Linked DNA regions of Homo sapiens: regions 2 and 3 are each linked to region 1. Evidence: chromatin contacts called from ENCODE Hi-C or POLR2A ChIA-PET data. All regions are on one chromosome and are shown on one strand. Each heading gives the region's core, a stretch centred on a gene start or an enhancer-like site at or near the end of the contact. The rest is flanking DNA. Distances are from core to core; before and after follow the strand shown. Region 1 holds the start of RRAGA (Ras related GTP binding A). Region 2 has its middle 27 kb from the start of ADAMTSL1. Region 3 overlaps ADAMTSL1 (ADAMTS like 1).

Evidence for each region. A loop is a pair of places that touch in the nucleus more often than their neighbours do. ChIA-PET counts read pairs that join two places held with the same protein, here RNA polymerase II (POLR2A). Pooled maps may share reads with other maps.
Region 2: a loop to region 1 is called in a map of ascending aorta, with 7 times the contacts of the local background. The contact joins the enhancer-like site here to the promoter of RRAGA in region 1. A Hi-C loop is called at or near these places in 3 of 168 maps with a recorded cell type or tissue (ascending aorta, dorsolateral prefrontal cortex and heart right ventricle) and 2 of 50 pooled maps. POLR2A ChIA-PET finds 5 or more read pairs at or near these places in 1 of 52 experiments (PC-9).
Region 3: a loop to region 1 is called in a map of endothelial cell of umbilical vein, with 2.3 times the contacts of the local background. The contact joins the enhancer-like site here to the promoter of RRAGA in region 1. A Hi-C loop is called at or near these places in 1 of 168 maps with a recorded cell type or tissue (endothelial cell of umbilical vein) and 1 of 50 pooled maps. POLR2A ChIA-PET finds 5 or more read pairs at or near these places in 2 of 52 experiments (H1 and activated T-cell).

The regions. Positions count from the first base shown.
Region 1 is chr9:19,048,044-19,051,068 of GRCh38, forward strand. RRAGA (Ras related GTP binding A) reads left to right here and starts at 1,384. Exons shown (of 1, transcript NM_006570.5): 1 at 1,384-2,982. The coding sequence starts at 1,617. The coding sequence ends at 2,558. It also overlaps a transcript of SAXO1 not described here. RefSeq lists an enhancer at 1,324-1,845 and a silencer at 1,453-1,642.
Region 2 is chr9:18,445,949-18,448,973 of GRCh38, forward strand. It overlaps a transcript of ADAMTSL1 not described here. Among named protein-coding and RNA genes, the nearest start is that of ADAMTSL1, 27 kb to the right of the region's middle. Within about 2 kb of position 1,408, at least 6 of the 41 ENCODE cell types and tissues checked have a DNase peak (open chromatin) inside an H3K27ac peak, as active enhancers do; they include ascending aorta, where a contact is called at or near this core.
Region 3 is chr9:18,489,115-18,492,139 of GRCh38, forward strand. All of the region lies in intron 1 of ADAMTSL1 (ADAMTS like 1), which reads left to right. Among named protein-coding and RNA genes, the nearest start is that of ADAMTSL1, 16 kb to the left of the region's middle. Within about 2 kb of position 1,622, at least 8 of the 41 ENCODE cell types and tissues checked have a DNase peak (open chromatin) inside an H3K27ac peak, as active enhancers do; they include endothelial cell of umbilical vein, where a contact is called at or near this core.

The DNA.
Region 1 (3,025 bases), core at 134-2,633:
CCATAAACTACAGCAAAGGCCATTTTTGAACTTCTTTTACTGCACACGTTAACAGTAGGAATTAAAATATTTTTTGAATAAATGAAAGAATGGAATACCTGAATTTGTACAGTACAGTATACACTTTGATAAGGGCTTTAGGCCAGGCACGGTGGCTCACGCCTGTAATCCCACACTTTAGGAGGCCGAGGCAGGTGGCTGGCTTGAGTTCCAGACCAGCCTGGCCAACATAGTGAAACCCCGTCTCCACTAAAAATACAAAAATTAGCCGGGCGTGGTGGCAGGTGCCCACAATCCCAGCTATTTGGGGGACTGAGGCAGGAGAATCGCTTGAACTCAGGAGGCGTAGGTTGCAGTGAGCTGAGATCGCGCCACTGCACTCCAGCCTGGGCAACAGAGTGAGACTCCGTCTCAAAAGAAAAAAAAAGGACTTTAAGGTAGATACAGAGGCTTCAGTATCCTGATGACTCTCATTCATTCTGTATGAACGATACTGGCGACACTGATTCACTCATCTACTTGAAGACCAAGAGCAGAATCATATTATGCTTTGAGAGGGGCACAGGGTAGCCTATTGTTAGGCAAATAGACCGCAGCAAGATTGTCTAAAACCAAATTCCATTTCATCATTTAGTATCTGTGTAACTTGGTCAAGTGACTTAACCTCTCTAACCTTTGATTCCCTAACTTGAAAATAGGGTTATTAATTCACAGGGTTACTGTGAGGATGGAACTAATGCCTGGGATTCCACATTATCATTTCCTCGAGCTTTGGAATTCTAATTATAAATTCTAAAGTCTGAGATTACGGAAAAGCAGATGTGAGAAAGGAATTAAAAGCACCCACTGGAAGCCAGGATGTCTCCTAGGAGGGACTTGCTATTACCTAGCTGCGCAGCAACAGGCAATCGCTTGCCTACAAGTCTCACTTTCCGCGCCTGCACAGTCTCCATCTGCCCTGCCCTTGTACTCACTGGGCCGGGCAAGCTGGGGAGGCCTAAGCGGACTGGGAAGTTAGGCTTTCCCTCCACTTCACCAGTCGGCTGCCCCTGCGGAAACCGGCCCGACACACCTCGCTCCTAAAGCCAGTTGCGGTGGTGGTGGCGGTTGGGGCTTTTTTTGGCCACGAGAGGGCAGCATTTCCCCCGGCCAACCACACACGTACCCCTAGCAACAGCAAACCCAGCTGCAACAGAACAAAAGACCGAAGTCCTCGAGCTTCCCTTCCATCTTAGGGCTCACGCCGCCCCGGTTAGGTTTCATTAGAGCAGCGGCTTTTCAAGGCTCGTCGGGCACGGAGGGCGGAGCGAGGGAGCTCTCGCGAGATCGCCGCCGGAAGTGGGTGGTGGCGGGGACGCAGCGGCTCCCTCCCGGAAAGCGAGCGTATCTCCCGAGCCGTTGCCACTGACAGCCGCGGGCGCTCCCATCTGAGTAAGAGCCAGCCCGTCCGCGGCCTCTCCAGCCCCGGGTTCGCGCTCTCGACTCTCCTGCCTGCCCAGCTGCGCGGCGGAGCGGAGCGAGGCGCGGCCTGCGAGTCCCCGGCAGCCCCCGACCCCTCCCTCGGCGCTGCGTGTAGGCCGCGCCCTCAGGCCCAGTCCGCGGTGCCCCGGCGGGTGATGCCAAATACAGCCATGAAGAAAAAGGTGCTGCTGATGGGGAAGAGCGGGTCGGGGAAGACCAGCATGAGGTCGATAATCTTCGCCAATTACATTGCTCGCGACACCCGGCGCCTGGGGGCCACCATTGACGTGGAACACTCCCACGTCCGATTCCTAGGGAACCTGGTGCTGAACCTGTGGGACTGTGGCGGTCAGGACACCTTCATGGAAAATTACTTCACCAGCCAGCGAGACAATATCTTCCGTAACGTGGAAGTTTTGATTTACGTGTTTGACGTGGAGAGCCGCGAACTGGAAAAGGACATGCATTATTACCAGTCGTGTCTGGAGGCCATCCTCCAGAACTCTCCTGACGCCAAAATCTTCTGCCTGGTGCACAAAATGGATCTGGTTCAGGAGGATCAGCGTGACCTGATTTTTAAAGAGCGAGAGGAAGACCTGAGGCGTCTGTCTCGCCCGCTGGAGTGTGCTTGTTTTCGAACGTCCATCTGGGATGAGACGCTCTACAAAGCCTGGTCCAGCATCGTCTACCAGCTGATTCCCAACGTTCAGCAGCTGGAGATGAACCTCAGGAATTTTGCCCAAATCATTGAGGCCGATGAAGTTCTGCTGTTCGAAAGAGCTACATTCTTGGTTATTTCCCACTACCAGTGCAAAGAGCAGCGCGACGTCCACCGGTTTGAGAAGATCAGCAACATCATCAAACAGTTCAAGCTGAGCTGCAGTAAATTGGCCGCTTCCTTCCAGAGCATGGAAGTTAGGAATTCCAACTTCGCTGCTTTCATCGACATCTTCACCTCAAATACGTACGTGATGGTGGTCATGTCAGATCCGTCGATCCCTTCTGCGGCCACTCTGATCAACATTCGCAATGCCCGGAAACACTTTGAGAAGCTGGAGAGAGTGGATGGCCCCAAGCACAGTCTCCTTATGCGTTGAATATTGCCAAATGCTCTTTCTGAAAATGCTGAATTGCCTTTTTTGTTTGCATCCTTTATTTTTAATATTCATAATGTCGTGTGCTTAAAAGTGGGCTTTGAAGTGTGTGCTGCTTACTCCTTTCATCTTTCTCCCCGCTTCCCCAGTCTTTAAACATTGGACGCTATTTACTCAGCTACCCAGTAGAGCTTGAAGCTGACCTTTCTGAGAAGTTGGTATGGTGTAACACTAAAGTAGGTGGTTCGTGTGTGTTCTCATTACCTGGTTATGATAGATATGCACATCAAAGCCTTTACCAGTATCTTCCTGTATTCCGTATCAGATTGCAAAGACGGAATGTTACTATTTTATCAGCAAGGTATTAAAATGCATTTATAAATTCTTCTTGGCTTCATTCATGAATAAACGTGTTAGCAATTTAAAACATGTCCTTATTTGAAATAACTTGAAAGTGCTTAATATGCAAA
Region 2 (3,025 bases), core at 158-2,657, 600 kb before region 1:
ATGTAGGTATTCATCCCCCTATTTTATAGAATAAACTGTGGTTCATGAAGATTAGTAACCTGCTTAAGACAATATAACCAGGAAGCGATGGACCCAGAGTTTGATTCCAGATTTCATCCCAGAACCCAAGATTTCTTCCTGTATTGAACAACATTTACATTAGCTCAATTGTGCGATTACCTCTAGCAGAAAGGTAGAGGTATAAATGTCTTACAGAGCAGGAAAAGGAAAAAAGAAACTCCACAGTGATCTTTTAGGATTGACGTTCCAGAAACTCTATATATGGGCTTAAGTCTAAGATGAAAACTAAATCTCACTCCCAAATTCTCTGTAGGAAGATATGCCTGGGGGAAAAAAATGTTGACATAAATATTAGTCTAGATTCGTGCTGGTATACTTGGTTTTCTGAAAGCATTTAAAGGCATGAACTAAAAATGTTCTGCTACTCTAAATTTGTTTTTGTTTCTTTAAAATGCAAAAATAAGCAAGTATGGGTTTTATTGATTTTAAAATCAATTAGAATTCTACCAGATTATAAAAAGTATCACAAAATGTCAACCAGCAAGGATGCCTGTGCAGGCAATTGGGCTGACATGTTTATTGTAATGTGAACGTGCAGAAACTGGACCATACAAAAGGCCAAATGGGTCCATTCCAAATCAATCTTTTAAAGCAACTTGAGGGAAACAAGGCATATTGGTCCTAGAACAAAATAGAATCAGCAAAGCCTTTGACGTAGATCTTCATACAGATAAAATGCATCTGGGTGCAAACACGTTTTTCTCAACATGTTCTTACCTATGTCATCTAAAAAATAGTATTCTTGAACTTTCGGGTAATAGTGCTTGTCTTAGAACAGAATTAGGCCTACCTTGGACCATATCCAAAGAGAAGGTTTGGTTCCAAAAGTACCTTGAAAGGAGTTCATTGTAACGTGATTTCCTATAAAGGCAGTCAGAAGTGTGGACTGAAGACAGTTTTGAGGGATAAAACTTGCTTTAAAATTTCAAATTAACATGAACATTTTTTTTTTTAAACAAAACTTTCCTTGTGCTGGAAGGGGAGGTGAGACAATCACAAAATGTGGGTCACACAATCACTATGTGGGTTGTTTACATAGTTTTTGACTAGTTTGGAACAGTGGTAGCAGAGAGTGTTTTGAACTCTGTTTACCACAAGTAACAAAATCAAAATAAATATTCAGCTGGCTTCATAATGAAGCAAATATTTTCTGTATTATATAGTAATGAAAGTCAGTGTGCATGGTAAATAAAGGTTGCTCAAGGGCTCCGTGAGAAAAAGCCAAATGCCGAATGACAGCCAGAATTCTACTACAGAGCAAAGAGAGCCTGGAAATGTGTCACAATCCCTGAAGCTGAATGTTGTGCCGTGTTTGGTTTGGTGCTTGCTTTATTTTGTAGAAAGGGGAAAGTGTTCAGTGCCGGTAGGACTGGCTTCATGCCCTTGGTGTCATTACTCATTGAAATAATGGGGAAAATGAGAGCCAAACCTGTGGGGAAGAGGGAGGGAGGGAGACTTCACAAATACCTCAGTTCAGTATTTAAAAGGAAGGGACAAAAATAGAACCACTAAAAGAAAGTAAAGCAATGACATTGTCCTGGATGGGGGAATCAGGCTGTTAGAGGCACCTGATGCAAAACAAAATGTCTCGCAATTATAAGTGTGTGTTTGGAGGCTTAGCAGGACATACACTGCTAAAGAGTCCTCAGGGAGCTCTTTGCTAGACCCTTTCTGAATGTCTATTGCTGTTCATTCTTTCTTGAAATAGAGTACCTTCCTCCGGAGAGTCTCATAAGCCTCTCTGCCAAATGAGTTTGCTTCCTTTCTCTATATGCATGCCCCTCAGGGGCCTGGTGACAGTAGCTCTTTGAATGCAGAAGAGCCCAAACTTTGATGTATAAAAAATTGCAGGTGTCGAGCACACATGGTTGTGCATTTGTGGGATGTGAGCAATTTGGTTTGGTTTATGGGTTTCAGTCCAAAGCTTTGAAAACTTTGGAAAACACTTTTCAAGACCACCAAAACAAGAGATTTGTGTGCGTGCTCGCTCTCGCTCTTTCTCTCTCTCTCTCTCTCTCTCTGCCATAAAGTATTTGCCCAGAAAACAAGAGAAAACAAAAATCAATTAATAAACAAAACCCCAAGCCTCAGTAATAAATTCTTTTATACACTTAGGAATACCCAGTTAAGAACCACTCTGGGTATTTTGTTCTTTTATGATGATTTTGTTGAGCTGCTCAGGAAGAATGTTAAGGAGGAGGCTTGGAGAAAGAAGTTTGGCATGGACAGTCAAGGTTCTGCTGCCAGCCAGCCAGTGTGGGAAGGACACAGGACACTGGATGAGCTAGCCATCCACCTGCTGTCAGGGGAAAATTATTGCTATTGTAACCACAAACTGAGAAGTTTGAAACTAGGACAATGAGATCAGGGCCAAATGTCACAACTGCCAGGGAGAAAAGGGAAAGAATTATAAAGGTCATGACCTACCTTTCCAAATTTTTACTTTTAAACCCCTAAAAGAATTTAGAAAATATCGACCACAGGCACATTTGTAAGTTGGCATTTAAAATTCATCATCATAAGTTGAAATAGTTGCAAAGGAAGTTATATCTGGAAAATTATAAATATTAATTGTAGATGTTTCTGCTAGAATGTAAATACCATGCCAGTTAGATACTCAGTTATTCATAAAAGTAAATATATTGGACATTTATCTCATTTTCTTTTCTCTTTAGACTCATGCTATCATAACGTAGTATATTTTATGATTGAAAGTTTTCCTCTTTCTGCAAAATAAAAAAGAACCAAAAGTATGGCTGCCCAGGTATACCTTACTGCAAAAAATATATAGAAAGTAAAATTTAATTTTAAAGTTTAATTTTAAAAAATGCTCTATGGTTACAAGGCTCGAATGTTTAAAATTTATGTGAGTGATATATTATTTCAAGTATTATTAATATCAAATAATAGCACAAATAATATAAATTTTTATACTATGCTTTAT
Region 3 (3,025 bases), core at 372-2,871, 560 kb before region 1:
TGGCAATTTTCCCAGGTAATTTGAATGTATAGACAGAGTTGACAATCACTGATCTAATTGAATATTTAAAGGGTTCCAAAAACCTCTTAACTGTTAGTGGATATATCTCTTATATTTGAAGATGCTTTATAAACTCCCTTCCTCCCTGTGAAAATCAAAAACTTAGGAGCCCCTTGTCCCTAAAACAGGGATAATATACTGATTCCAGGAACTCCTGTAGTCAATGTGAATGCACTTTGTAAATTGTTAAGTCTATATGTGAGAGGAAGCATTCTGGTGCCTAATGTGAAGATGATCATCCGATCCTGTTACATAGCATGCACAAAGAGATTCAGAAATCCTCCAGTTACCAGGATGTCGCGTAATCTGAAGTATAATGCACCAGCCACTTCAATGTATACACTTTTCATTCAAAAAATAGGAACCATGAACATGTTAAATCATTTCGTAAAAGATAGAAGAAATTAAAACCTTCCTGAGCCCAATTTGAAGGGACAAAATAAAACATACGCTGAGAACATTCAGTCTTCCACACAGACTAGTCATCTCATCTTTTATTTTCTTTATTTTTCTTTTTCTAGATGGCCATTGTGTGAGATTAAGTATTTGGTCATATTTCCCACTGCTCTTCTCAGATAGCTAAATTTAATTCTTATCCAAATGACCGACTTACCCAACTGTATACCACTTATTTAATTAGACATAAAGAGATACTAAATTCCTCTCATCTGTTGAGGAAATGATGGTAACCTGGCTTTGTCTCCTACCCTTTAACAGAAACCTCATTTCCCCTTTTTTCCTAAAATGCCCATAAACCTTCAGTGCCTCATAGTAGTATTATGAGGATCAAATAAGTACGTGTAAGTACTTTGAAAACTGTAAAACCTTAGTCATCTCGTGCTCAAAAGCCTTCACTGTCTCCAGCTGTCTGGAGTCTACTCAAGGACCAATTCCTCAGCTGGGATCCAAGGCCCTGTCCCAAACCATCATTCCTATCTTATGTTCAGCTGTTTTACTGCATGTGTCCTGGCACACTGAGACCCATGCCACAGAGGAACTGGCCTGGCCAGAGCTGGAAGCAGGCTGGGGTCCCAGTTGTGTATCACATAGAAGACCACTGCAAGAAGAGTCTGAATGGGGGCTCTAGCAGACAGGGGGAACAGAAGGAAGCTACACAGCAGAAGCAGAATAGGTGGCAGAGGCAATTGATTGGAGGGAGGGAGAGGGGGTAGGTGAAGGGGATGAGGAGGAAGACAGAGGAGGCTGGAGAAAGGGGAATTGTTGTATAGCAATGTCTGTATGTTCATCACTATGCTAGGGGGAAAGACTGCTAAAATATTGGGGCCCCAAATAGCGAGCTTGGTTTTGGATGTGCTGAGTTTAAAGTATCAACAAAGCATTCAGGTAAGTGAAACTAGAATCCTGGAGATTGGAAGAGACGTAGATTTGTAAATCACATGCAAGGAGAAGACAACTCAAGTGAGGAAAGTGGATAAGATCAATCGGAGCACAGAGAGAACAGGGGCCTGAGGAAAGAGTCTTGGGGATGACAGCATTTGCTAGTCCAGATGAGTAAGAAAAGGCAGGGGACAAAACAGGGGAGAACTCGCTGCCAAAGAAGCCAGGGGAGCATATTCCGCAGCAAGATGTGAGGGAAAGTCATAGGATGTGGTGAATTACAGGATGCTGATGAATTTCAGAGGAGCCACGTCAGCCAAGCGGTGGGCAGAAGCCAGATTACAAAGCACTAGAGAATTCGGGAGTATTGGGGAAGTGGGTGCAGTGAACATGGGTTAGCCTTTCAAGAAGTTTAGAACTGAAAGGAAGGGAGGCAGGAGACAGGTTAGCCCTCACCACTGACAGAGTGGAGTGTAAAGGCAGGAAAGCACAAAGCAGGAGCTATGTGATAAAAGGGAGCTTGGTTTTAATAAAAAGAAGAGAAAGTGCTTTCGTCTTAATAGCTCAAAGAATGCTGATAGCAGCCGTGTGTGAAATTGATTTCTGAGGCCCAGCACCAGAGACAGAGAGGCTGTGAGGCAAATGGGGTAGTAAACCATGATTTAGCACCTTCACTTTCTCTGCTTATTACAAAACAGGCTTTAAAAAAGATGCCTGTGGTGTGCCTCAGCATTCTTGATATTTTCTGTGGCCAAGATCCATTTTAATATATTCCTGAGGCATTTTGGTAATTCTAACACTGCCTGAGACATTAATCTATTAACTTTTCACATTGCTAAGCATGTTAATGCAATTTAAATATTATTTCTCTTAAACAACATCGATGTGGAAGGAAAAAGAACTCTTCTTGCTGGAAACAAAAAGGTAACAGGCTGAAAATGCTTACACGTTGAAAGCACAATTAAGCTTTATAAACTCTCAAAGTATTTGCTTCTACTCTGCAAGCATTGAGAGCCAGAGATGGCTCACAAAAATCACAAAAAATCATGTCATGTTTCATGTACTGTTAATAATAAACATTTAATAAGTGGTTTTGCAGATGGCTCCTTAACATGATCATTTAATTTATAAATTAGAAGATGGTAGTCCTTCCCATATATACAATATCTGGATTATATTTTTCAGTTTAAAAATGCCAAAAGTATGCAGAATTTAGCCAGCCCCAAAACGTAAATATTTCTGTTGACTGGAAGATAGGAAGAGATGACTGCTATATTTGTCTCTAATCACCATTATTATTTCCCATTTTAATACAAGTAGAGCTGTACTATTTACAGATAATGATGACAAATTATAGTGGCCCGATAAGGACAGGTTCTTTTAGACAGTTATTTTAAATGAGGCACTTATACTACAATCTACTCTGGACAAGATTTTAAAGAAAAAATTGTAGGCTATCATGTTTTTGAAGTAAATACCTATTTAACTAGAGAATGCATGGCTTGATTGATGTAGTTACAACAAAAGCTATACTAAGACAATAGTAACTGACTCTCATTTATTATTGATAAAGGACTTAATATGTAGGAAAGCATTTTAAAAAACTAAGTTACACAGTAGGGAAGCA